3 separate regions of the Homo sapiens genome follow, and regions 2 and 3 are each linked to region 1. A link is a loop called in an ENCODE intact Hi-C map of the cell type or tissue named here. Cell type or tissue: endothelial cell of umbilical vein. All regions are shown on one strand. Region 1 has its middle 87 kb from the start of LINC01818. Region 2 has its middle 130 kb from the start of LINC01931. Region 3 has its middle 76 kb from the start of RND3.

Region 1 (4,000 bases):
TTTCATGGAGGTAGAGAATAGAATGATAGATACCAGAGGCTGGAAGGGTATGTGTGGGCAAGGGCAGAGGAAGGCAGGGAGGAATAAAAAAGAGGTTGGTTAATAGGTACAAACATAGAGTTAGAAGGAATAAATTCTAATGTTCAAAAGCAGAGCTGGTTGACTATAGTTAACAATATATTGCATATTTCAAAATAGCTAGAAGAAAGGACTGAAATGACCCCAGAACAAAGAAATGGTAAATACTCAAGGTGATGGACATCCCAAACACTCTGACTTAATCTTTATACAGTCTCTGTGTGGAACAAAATATCATGTATGTATCCATATGTATCCCATTAACATGTACAAATATTTGTTTCAATAAAAAATGCTACTAGAAAAAATGTTTTTATTGTATTTCTGAGTATTTTTACCAAGAAACTTGCTGTTGCATATATGTTCATTTAGAACCTGTTCAAACTTACAGGAAATTGCATAAATTGTGTTGTCATCGATAGAATATTTTTTATTGATCTGCTGCCCCATAGATTTTTGAGCTCCCACTTAGTGCCACTGGAGGCACACCTTAAGGACCAAGGTATCCCATTAGCTGAGAAGGTAATGGCTATGTTAAGACATTCAAGCAATGGATGGGAATGGGAAGTAAGTTGTTCAGAGATACTTTTTTTTTTAAGCATATGCTTTTTGTTTATGCTTTGTTGACCTTGATGTATGGAAGGGCTTGACATATCCAAAAACTGGAGGTAGGATATTATGACAGACTCAAAAAGCTAAATAGAGCTTATTAGGCAGTGAAGCTGGAGAGACAGATAAGTTTAGATCTATATCTTTGTGGAGACTTGATTCTTCATGTTGATTCTTTCAGACATCTACTCAACTCCAGTCTGATTTGGCTTTACAGTAGAGGTCAACTATTTCCATAATAATTCTGTTTAACAAACCAATCCAAAACTCAGTGGCTTAAAACACAATTATTTATTCTCTCTCACACATCTGCAAGTTGACTGGAAACGAACTGCTCTGGACTGGTTTAGGCTCTAAGCTTCAAGTTAGGGTGAGGTTTGTTCCATGAGTTTTTCTTCTTCCCTGGACCAGTCAGCTACCTCGATAGTTCCTCTCATGGCCAGGGCAAAGTGTAAGTGGGTAAATCCAATTACCTAAGCACATTTCAAGCCTCTGCATGAATAATGTCTGCTAATGTCTCCTTGCTTGGCCAAAGCAAGTCACATGGTGTGCTCTGAGTCAAGAGTCAGGGAAGTATACTCTATCTATAGTAGGAGGAAATACAAGGTTATATGAGTTAAATGGTTAAAGGTACGGATGTAGAGTGAGGTAAGACATTTGGGCTAAAAATGCAATTTACCATACTTTAAGGTGAGGTTTTGGTGATTCATTATTTTACACTGTCCGGGTCACCCAGTATCACCCATATTGTCTTCCTGTTAAGGGGACAACTTGGCCTTTGTTGACACTGACATTTCATCTGGTCCTTTTCCTCTTACCCTGCATGAGTTATTCCCCAAAAGAAAGAATAAGAACAGTAATCACTATTCATTTACTTAGGGAAAACATCTGGAGGATTGTTTTTGTTTTTCTTCAGTTTTCATCTGGATGTCTGGCATTGTGTCAAGGTTTTACTCTGAGAAGCTTTAAAAAGCGAGTCCAGTTAGTGTGTTACTTCCTCTCCACTTTGTAATAATACACTAGAGTCTTGCTCAAATGCCACCCCTGGGATGCATGCTAGGAACCATGTTATAGAGGAAAGAGCAGGATAAATTCCTTCTGATGTTCATTCACAACAGTAAATTCCCTCGTAAACCTAAACCAATGGCCCACTTTAGAAATCATCCTGGGCCTTACTTTGTCACATTACAATGAGATTCTAATGTGCAGGAGACCCTGGGTATCCTTGGATTTAACTGTCACAGTTTCTTCTACTTGCTAATTACCCATGGGAACACAGTGGGTGATCACTTGTCATTTTTGTTGCAATACATATTTGAGTGCCCTTTGTTCACATCTTGGTGCCACAGTTTTGTTCTCTAATTGTTGTTTCTTTATCTTTTCTTAGGGAAAATTAACTTTACTAACAGTATTTCAAATTTGGAAAATTTCCAGATATCTTAGGATATAACTCTTTTGATTCCTGGAAGTCTTTCTTGATCTTTTTTTTTTTCAGAAAAAAAAGATGATTATAAATTCAAGTTTGATACTTCAAATAAAATAAAGCAAAAAAAAAAAAAAACTTCAGGGCAGCTTTGATATATATTTAGTGAATAATAGATATGCATATGCTATCTTTGCTCCTGAACTGGTTTTTCTGCATGAACAAAGCACATATAAAATTAATATGTTAAAGATATGGCCTGTGGTATAATCAGGTATAGGGAGAACTGCAGCAGAAGGAGCAATGTATGAGAAACTAAGACCTGACAGGAAAGAGGCAGGCATTGAAAAAACAACAACAAAAACGGGGGGACAGATCAAGTTAAACAAAGGGAAAGTAAAATTAGGAGATCATAGAAATATCCTACACGTGACCATGAAGGTAAGCAATTAGCAAAACCATCAAGAAGTTTCAGGATGCCATATCAGAACTCAGGACCCAAGAATCTAGATTTAGTCATTTCAGGTCCATGTCCGTGGGTCACCTTCCACTACATTTTATGCCACTAAAAGGAAGGACCCATATTCTGCTGTATTTTTTTTTTATATCTCTGCTTTCTAGCACACTATTTGACTCGAAATTGGTACTTTATACATGCCTGGTGAATGAGTAAATGTGCATAAATGAACATACGAAAATCTGTCAATGAATAACAAGACCCAGCCTTTCAGGATGGTGTTAAAAGCAGAAGTCTCTTATCTGCTGGGCAGTTTGGAGAAGGCCATGGAGACCAAGGCAGACTGACCTTCAGTGGAGAGTGATAGTAGACATGGGATCAAGAGAAGTGGCCGGGCACGGTGGCTCACGCCTGTAATCTGAGCACTTTGAGAGGCCGAAGTGGGAGAATCACGAGGTCAGGAAATTGAGACCATCCTGGCCAACATGGTGAAACTCCGTCTCTACTAAAAACCCAAAAATTAGCTGGGCGTGGTGGCGTGTGCCTGTAATCCAGCTACTAAGGAGGCTGAGGCAGGAGAATCGCTTGAACCTGGGAGGCAGAGTTTGCAGTGAGCCAAGATCGCGCCACTGCACTCCAGCCTGAGTGACAGAGCAAGACTCCGTCTCAAAAAAAAAAAAAAAAAAAAAAAAAAAAAGAGAAGTACTAGAGTCCAGGCATTAAAAACGATCTGCTTGCAGGTCTGAGGAACAAGGTAAGAATGTAGCATGGCAAGAGATGTCACGTTAGAGTGGGGTTGTAAGGTGGCAGCAGGGCAAGGAGGACTTCCTACTGCATGCCCTAAGAATTGAATTAAAGTTTCTTAACATCCCCAGCCAAGTACACTTACTACCCCACAGCCAGAGGTAAGGGTCAAGTGACCTGCAATGATGGAAAGAAAGGTATATTTGGTTAGGAGACTTGTGAGATCACATAACTATATATTCTTTTTCGAAATATCAATAAATGTTGAAGAAAGTGTAATTTTCTTAGTCAATTTGAATAATGCTTAAAACCCTAATCAACACATGCTGTCTGATTTTGTTATGTGGTTGAAATGAGAGCAGTTCATCAAATAAGAATAAATAAAATATTCTGAATCCTTACTTAAAAGCCTCAAAGGACACTGTAGAAAATCTACTTCATGCTGTATTTTTACAATCCTCTTTTTCTACAAAAATAAAACTCTTTTTCCACTTTTTCCATAAAAAAGTGAATAAAGTATAAAATTTTTAAAGTTGAGAAAAGGACAACTAAATAAATGTAAGAAAAAAGGAAGAAAGAAAAATAAAATAGTAGAAATAAGTAAATTAGAAAACAGGAAGCAAAAGATAAAACTATTAATTGAGTCCATGATTTGGTTTCTGGAGAGAAAAAAAGAGAGAAACATCATG
Region 2 (4,000 bases), 93 kb before region 1:
TCATAAATTTCAAAGATTTCAAAGATTTTGATTGAGTTCTGAGTAGGGAAGGAATGATAAAATCAGAGAAATATGGCTATAAGTTGCTTTTGGAATAATGAAGGGTTTCCATTAGTCAAGGCACTTCTGTGCTACCATGAGCAATGCAAATTGTCTCTTTATAAACACACATCCTATGCAGAGTACCACAAAGTAGAACCAGTATGCATTATCAGCAATTGGAGTGATGTTGGTAAAGTTGTGGTTGTGGTGTGGGTTGGGAGATGATTCTGGAACTTTAGTCTGCCTGACTCTTTAAGGAAATCTAAATTTATTGAGCACTTTCCATGTGCCAACGCCTGTGATAAGCACTATGTATGTTGCCTGATTTAGACATTCAATGAGGAAATGAGCTCAGCAAACTTGGATAATTCATCCCGGATGACCTATCTAGGAAGTCGTGAATCCAGAAACTGCACCCAGGTCTATTTGCTCCAATGTGTCCTCTCTTGAGTATTTTACTATATTTTTGTCTTGTTACTATGATCATTCAATTTATTTTAAAAATTCAACATGGTTAGAAAAGAAAGCATAGATACACGTGAGAAGGTGAAACATGAACTCTACTGCCAGCATATAGGCGAGGTAACTTAGAAGAGTGGAAGGTTGCTCACCTGTACTGACAAGAGAGGTGGCCAAAGAAAATGGAGCCATGAGGACAGACGGACAGCAGCATTGAAGGGAAACTGATTACCTCACTCATCTCTTTACCTCCACTTGTCTACCTGCTCATCTCCACTAATGCCAGCCTCCTCATTCAGGATCAAATATGTTGATCATGCTCTCACTTCAGGCCCTTTGTCCTTGCTGGTCCCATTGCCTGAATCATTCTTCCCCTAGACAGTCTCAGTGCTCTTTTTCTTGCCTCCTGCAGATCTTTGCTCAAATGGTAGCTTCTCCCAGGGCATTATTTGACATTGTATCCCTCTGGCATTCCCAGTCCCTCATTCCTGGCTCATTATATACAATATGTTTATTTTAAAACATCTATTTCTCCCAACATAATTAAAGCCTCTTTGAGGACAGGGATGTTTGTTTGTTATTTTGAATGTTTTATCCTTAGCACCAAGCACATTGTCTGACATATGGTTGGTCTGACATCTGCCCTCAGTAAATATTTACTAAATAAATTCACTAATCAACAAATATCACAAAAATAATTCTTATGCCAAAGTGACATATTTTGGGGTGGCATACCCTGATCCCTTTCAGCTCCTTCCCCCATACTAAGCAAAGGTTACTGTTCTATATGGCTGCAAAAACATCAGCCAGTGTAAAAGCAGTCATTCTATAGGCAAGCAGGCACATTCCTAGTATTCTTTAAGGTGGAAGTCATTCACTAGAGCTGACAAATCTTTGATTCTTTGAACTGGGGAATAATTGTTTTGGTTTCTAAGTCCTGCTTGGGTTGAGCAAACACATACCTGGCTCATTATCAATAACCTTCTTAGTTAGGCAAATAGGTGACAATGTCAATAGGAATTTCAAAAATATGTGTGCTGGCAAAATAAACTCTGCCTTTGGAAACATCATCACAATTTAACTGGTTCTAAGTTACTCAGGCAGCCTAGGTCATTGTGTGCCAATGCACTGAAATTGCCCTTTAACAAAACTGGCACTGGCAGCTAGCAGTCAAAATTGAAATGTTTCAGCCAACAGAGCTGCTTTGGAATCTTTCCCACATACCAATAAATCTCTTGATCTTGGGAAAACATTTCCCGATATTCAGGAACTTTTCTATTGTTCGTTGCAACTTTCCCCAGAGGACACATAAGGCTTTCCTAGACCTTTGGACACCCACATAACCTTCATATACTAAGTGCTCAGGTCAGAAGTAAGCAACATTCACTGGGGGCTGTGATTTGAACACTAACTTTCTGCTTTTTTAAAATGTAAGGGGTGAAGAAAGGGCCTGAGAATTTCTCTGCATTGAGGTGAAGTCTCGTGTATGGAGTTCGAGTCTGCTCTGTCTTCATAGCGACGTCACTATAACATTGTCCCTAATGCACTCTCAGTGAGGAGCTAACTGCTACTGAAAGTTTCAAATTTTATGTAAAAATAAATCTGTGATAATCACCTTTCTCCTGTTAACCAGCTTATTGTTGAAGTTAAGCATTCTTGAAGACACACACATTTGGTAATCTAATGTATGATCAGATTTTGGTGCTCTAAACAAATCATCTTTCCCACAGTATGTTCCTTAAACATTAACTCTATAAGGTCTCATAAAAAGGAAAGTTTTCTAAGACTAAGTGACTTATGAAATTCTGTATCTAATCCTCTTTTGTAGAGTTGTCATATATATTGGTGACCTGAAAAGGGCTACAAAGACTAAATCTGTTTCACTTGGCTTATTCCAGAATTTGCCAAATTTGACTGTAATTCCCCTTTTCTTCTGTTAGATCTAGTGACATTCTGCAGAACTAGCAAGCATTCTAGGAAACTCAACTTTGACAACACTATTCTAAATACAGCAAACACAATCAAATGTTGTTCAGAAGTCAGAGTTCTTAAAACTTCAGCCTTTGGTTTTTCGGCAGTCTCCATATGGGATTATTTTAGAATAGGGGTCTTCAAACTTCTTCTGTAAAGGGACACATAGTAAATATGTTAGACGCTTTACAAGACACATAGTCTCTGTCCTTTGCAACTAGCTACTCAACTGTGCCAATGTATGAAATTAGCCACAGATAATATGTAAACAAATGAGTGGCTGTGTTCAAACAAAACTTTATTATCAAAAACAAGCCACAGACTCAATTTGAGCCATAGGTTGTAGTTTGCAAACCTCTGTTTTAGAGTGGGGCAACCACCTCTCATTCATATCTAATACCTAATCAGTTATCTAATTCATATCTAATATCTAATTCATATCTAGTATCATATCTAGTATCTCTCATTCGTATCTAATACCTCTCATTTATATCTAATACCTAATCAGTTATCTAATTCATATCTAATATCTAATTCATATCTAATATCTAATCAGTTATCTAATACCTTAAGTTATCTAATATTATACCTAATATCTAATCAGTTATCTAATACCTTAAGGGTACATGTAAGATTAAAAAGAAGGTCACTGTGACTTTGTTCGGCAGCCAAACTTGGCCAACCTTAACTTTTAAAAGACTGGAGCATAGTTCACTTAGGTCAGTATATAAAATCCATCTCATGTTAATCACAACCAAGATGAACCAGCATCCTCAGAGAAGATCCATAACTTGTCTGTCGTTTGAAACTAAGAGAACAAGATACAGGTAAGTGCCCCACTGCTTTGATAATTTGCTTTAAAGCAAATGGCCAACTTTAAATGGCAAACTAGGAATTTCCCAGTAAAAAGCAAGTTGATTTACCAGCAGTACTCCAAACTTCCTTTTGGAGGTTAAGTAAAACAGGGAGGTTCTTAGAAAAGGAAATCTGCCTTAAGTACTAGAAAATTCCAAACTCATAATTATTTTAAGTCAAGCCCTATTGCAGAATCAACAGTCTCCATTATGCACAAGGGACCACCCACCAGAAGAGCATCCAAAGATAATAATCTATGAGAAAGGAGACCACAAAAATGCGGATACTGAATTTCTGGCAGGACCTTGGAGCTTATGTTTAAAGAAGTGATTGTCCCTTAGATACCAAGGCCATTTCTCTAGCTTTATGCTGGCAAGTTTTCTATTTATTGATGCTTTATCTTTGTGTGACTCTTTTTGTTAACCCTTTCCAATGCAAGTATTTTGGTTCCCCTGCAGTATCAACAAAAAAAAAAAAAATACATATTTTTGAAAAGCTTTATTTTTATTTTTGTTGAAAAGCTTTATAAAAAGCTTCTAGATTAATAGAATAATAGGATTTTAGCACTGGAAGGAATCTAAAAATACCTAATCTAACTACCTTGAAAAGATCAACGAGGGATCTTGTCTGAGATACCAGATGATCATCCACGACTATCCATGAGATCCAGGTT
Region 3 (4,000 bases), 330 kb after region 1:
AGAAGGTATACATTTTGAAAGAGGATTCCTGAAAATAACGTCTAGCCTCAGATAATGTTTCTTATGACCATTTGACCCTGGGGTCTAATGTCTAAAATAAGTAAATTTGAGTATGCAGAACTTTCTGACACCTCTACTACCAAGTGTGTGTACTTCAATTAATCTGTAAGCATAAAAAAGGATTTAATTCTTGTGAAGGGGGCAAAAGCCCTTCTTTCTCATTCATGGTCAAATGTCAAGTGGATTTTATACTTTCTTGGAAATAGATGTGTGGCTGCCAGCTGGAATGACACTTTACCTTTTTTCCTCATGAGACGCTTCTTATTTTTCTGTATTTATTTATTTATTTGAGAGAGAGTCTCGCTCTGCCATCCAGGCTGGAGTGCAGTGGCATGATTTCGGCTCACTGCAACCTCTGCCTCCTGGGTTCAAGTGATTCTCCTGCCTCAGCCTCACCAGTAGCTGAGATGACAGGCGCCTGCCACCATGCCCAGTTAATTTTTGTATTTTAGTAGAGATGGGGTTTCACCATGTTGGCTAGGATGGTCTCAAACTCCTGACCTCAAATGAGCTGACCACTTTAGCCTCCCAAAGTGCTAGGATATAGGTGTCAGCCACCACACCCGGCCGATATGCTTCTTATTTGAAAAAAAAAATAAAAAGTTTTTGGTAAGTTGACTTGGGAAAACCCATTCTATGCATATTGATGGGGAGGAATAGTCACAGAGAGCACTGCTTTCATGAGCTCTACCAAAGTATCTTCCCTAGCCGTCTACTCCACTGAAACAGAAGGTCTTCCCTCTAAGGGAAGTAGGAGAATGGGGGAAAAGAGAATGTGACGACAGTTCTTGCCTCCATGTTTCTCTGGTTAATCTGAATGCAGGTTTTCTAGCCAGTAAATTGTAAAATCAAGCTCATTATAATTTTGAAAAGAGAGATTAATCCACAATGTTCTTATTTTATGCCTGGAACATAGTTGGTATTCAATATCCATGTGCTCAATGAATGAATGCATGAGTGAATACATTGGTGAGTATTAATCAGGGCTTAAAGTCCACTGCATATATAAGAGGACTTTCGTTTGTGTTTATTTGACACTTGCACATTCAGAAATATTTTTAAAGTAACTTATAAGCTTTGTGATTTAAAATGGTACCTGAGCCATCATAAATGCTATTGCCATCTGGAATATATTTGTGACAATTTTCTTTAAAAGTCAGTAGTGTGAGCCATGATGCTTTGCTTTTACATGCTTGTGTATGCGTTGCCAAAGTATTTTTATAATATTATAGAATTCTGAATAAATTATCAAGAGAGGAGCCACTATCTTTGTGAAGTGTGGAAATGAAATTTGCTCATTTAAAAAGACACATCTAGAGTGTAAGAAATGTTTTATTGATACAGAATATACTCATGCATACTCACACTGCAGACATTTTAGATGGCAGCAAGTGCTTCTTTCAAGTGTTGCCTTTCGACACCTTGGTTGACTGATCTTATGGTATGGCTTGGTGGGAAGGGAATACAGGTCAATAAGCGGAGAGTGGTGTGGTAGAGAGAGGACAAAGAGTGAATAAGTGGATCATTGCTAATGTCAGAATTCCTGAAATGCCTGAGATGCCTGGAGCATTCCTGCTGGAGATTGAAATAACATAACAGAGTGACCCCAGGTCTGGAGATTCTTGCCTCATTTATTTTGCATTGGAAGTCACAGTAAAAATGGTTCTTAGTTTCGCTTGAGCACTGACCTACATTTAAATAGAAAGAAACCAATAACAGTTATACTTAAATCCCCAATGCCAATATGTCTGAAAAAATATGTTGTGAAGGAAAAGGAAGAAAAAAACAACTTTCATGGGCATAACTTATCTTTGACTGTCACAAAATCAATAGGCTTTACAGAGCAGAGGAAATTCAATAGCTCGGCATTCATAATAAAGATTGGTTTGGGTGATTTGTCTCTCTCTAATAAGGCAGGCCTTGGACCCCAGCTTCCCTTCCTTTAAAACTCAAAGGGGGTGAAGATTTCTTCATCACAGCCAAGTCTTCTTGCTTGTCTATTGTCAGGACTTTACAATGGTACTGCTTGTCTAGTCAAGCCTTGCTTCACCCAGGAGAACAGACTGCACATTGGGGTGTGGAGTAACAGATGCCCAGCTTTATACCAGCATTCAGCCTTCCTCAGCCTGCCTGACAGCCTTTTCATGCATCACGGATTCATCCATTTCAATGAGAAATCCAGAGCAATGCTGCAAGTATTTGTGTGGTTTTTTTGAGAGACTACTTTATAGAATGTGTCCAGATATTCACTCTGGAAACTGTGCCCATTGCAGAAAAATGTGAAAAAGATGTGAGTGCACTGGCCTGACCCAACTCTCATCTGAGGAAGCTTATGCCCAGACACCCATTGATATGTTCAGATCAAGTGGAGAGATAGAGGACCAGAAAGGATGAAGAGGCTGATTATCACAGGTGGTGTGCCACACCCAAGGCTTGCCAGCCCTGAGGCTGTACCACACCCAACACAGGTCCTTGAACATGGCAGGAAATAAACAGATGTCAGCTGAATTGAGGTAAAAGTCTAGCATATGATCGGGCGTGGTGGCTCACGCCTGTAATCCCAGCACTTTGGGAGGCCAAGGCAGGCGGATCACCTGAGGTCAGGAGTTCAAGACCAGCCTGGCAAACATGGTGAAACCACATCTCTACAAAAATTAGCTGGGCATGATGGCAGGTACCTGTAATCCCAGCTACGCAGGAGGCTGAGGCAGGAGAATCGCTTGAACTTGGGAGGCAGCGGTTACAGTGAGCCGAGATTGAGCCGCTGAACTCCAGTCTGGGAGACAGAGCAAGACTCCATCTCAAAAAAAAGAAAAAAAAAAAATTCTAGCATATATCAAATTCCTAACATGTGCCACTCTCTTTACATATTAGTCCTAATCTTCATAGCTTGCCGGAAAACAGATGTGTTACTGCTGTAATTCTCTGCTGTGCCAAAAACAAAAACAAACAAACAAACAAAAAACCCCAAGTTCAGAGGTTAAAAAATGGGCTCAAAGTCATATAGATAGTCTGGGTTAGAGGCAGGACTCCAATCAACACCTCCCTGACTCTGAGGCCATGTCCTTTCAACTACTCCAGAAGCCTTCTCTTAGCAACATTATCAGACCAAGGAGGAGCAAGCTGGGCCTAAGTTAAATGACATTGCTCAAAAGTTGTAAGCGTTAGGGTCCTCCTTCTCAGACTTAAGCCTCTATAACCCTACTGGACTTGAAAAACCTAGGTTTTAGTTTTGCTTCTGCCACTAACTCATGGTATGATCTTATGCCAGTTGACTTTTTTGAGCCCAGGGTTCCTTTCTATAAAGTGGCAGTTAAGAATCCTCATCCTACCTCCTTTCTCTGTGTGGACACATGAGAAGAAGAATGTACAAGCGCAGAAATTCTCACTTAACTTCTCCAATATGTTCTTAGAAACTGCGACTTTAAGCAAAATGTACTGCAGGCCCTAGAATCATATCATTTCTTTCAACATTGTTTCATTATAATGTTGATGAGAAAAAAAAAAAACAACATTGGTTTAGTTCTATGTTGTTTCACTTAAAGTTGCAGTAGATGAATCCTGGGTAGTCTAGAAATGTAGGCTAGCAGCAGTAGCTGGGGCAGAGCGCCGTGTAGGAACAGAGGGAAGAGCTAACCAACAGAACGATGGAGGGATAGAGCACTACCAGTAGGGTGGCAGCTGCCTCTCCTTCCAAGCTTCTCCGATGGGCCCTCTTGAAAAAGCAGAAAATAAACAACAGTGAGTCAATAAGTAACCACTGCATGCTTGTCAGTATTCACCTTTTGTCAATCTGTGAGCCCCCTGCAGTATGGATTGAAGGATTGGAGGCTAGGGCCACCACTGAGAAATAAGTTAATGGAATCTGCCGAGCATGGCAGCAGAGGTGACATTTAAGAAGTAAGAGCTGTAGAGCCACTGGCCCCTCATCTACCCTCCC

Evidence for each region. A loop is a pair of places that touch in the nucleus more often than their neighbours do. Peaks named below come from ENCODE experiments on the same cell type or tissue, not always from the same donor. Only the 100,000 strongest peaks of a DNase experiment are listed, where the experiment ranks them.
Region 2: a loop joins it to region 1, with 2.1 times the contacts of the local background. A loop is called at or near these places in 2 of 110 quality-filtered maps.
Region 3: a loop joins it to region 1, with 3 times the contacts of the local background. A loop is called at or near these places in 2 of 110 quality-filtered maps.

What each region holds. Positions count from the first base shown.
Region 1 is chr2:150,080,730-150,084,729 of GRCh38, forward strand. No RefSeq gene overlaps it. Among named protein-coding and RNA genes, the nearest start is that of LINC01818, 87 kb to the right of the region's middle. RefSeq lists a silencer at 2,712-2,912. In endothelial cell of umbilical vein, no CTCF peak of the experiment used is centred here; a DNase peak (open chromatin) is centred at 1,592; H3K27ac peaks cover 1,248 bases.
Region 2 is chr2:149,988,175-149,992,174 of GRCh38, forward strand. No RefSeq gene overlaps it. Among named protein-coding and RNA genes, the nearest start is that of LINC01931, 130 kb to the left of the region's middle. In endothelial cell of umbilical vein, no CTCF peak of the experiment used is centred here; a DNase peak (open chromatin) is centred at 1,667; H3K27ac peaks cover 1,597 bases.
Region 3 is chr2:150,409,460-150,413,459 of GRCh38, forward strand. No RefSeq gene overlaps it. Among named protein-coding and RNA genes, the nearest start is that of RND3, 76 kb to the right of the region's middle. RefSeq lists an enhancer at 1,299-2,188. In endothelial cell of umbilical vein, no CTCF peak of the experiment used is centred here; a DNase peak (open chromatin) is centred at 1,612; H3K27ac peaks cover 2,545 bases.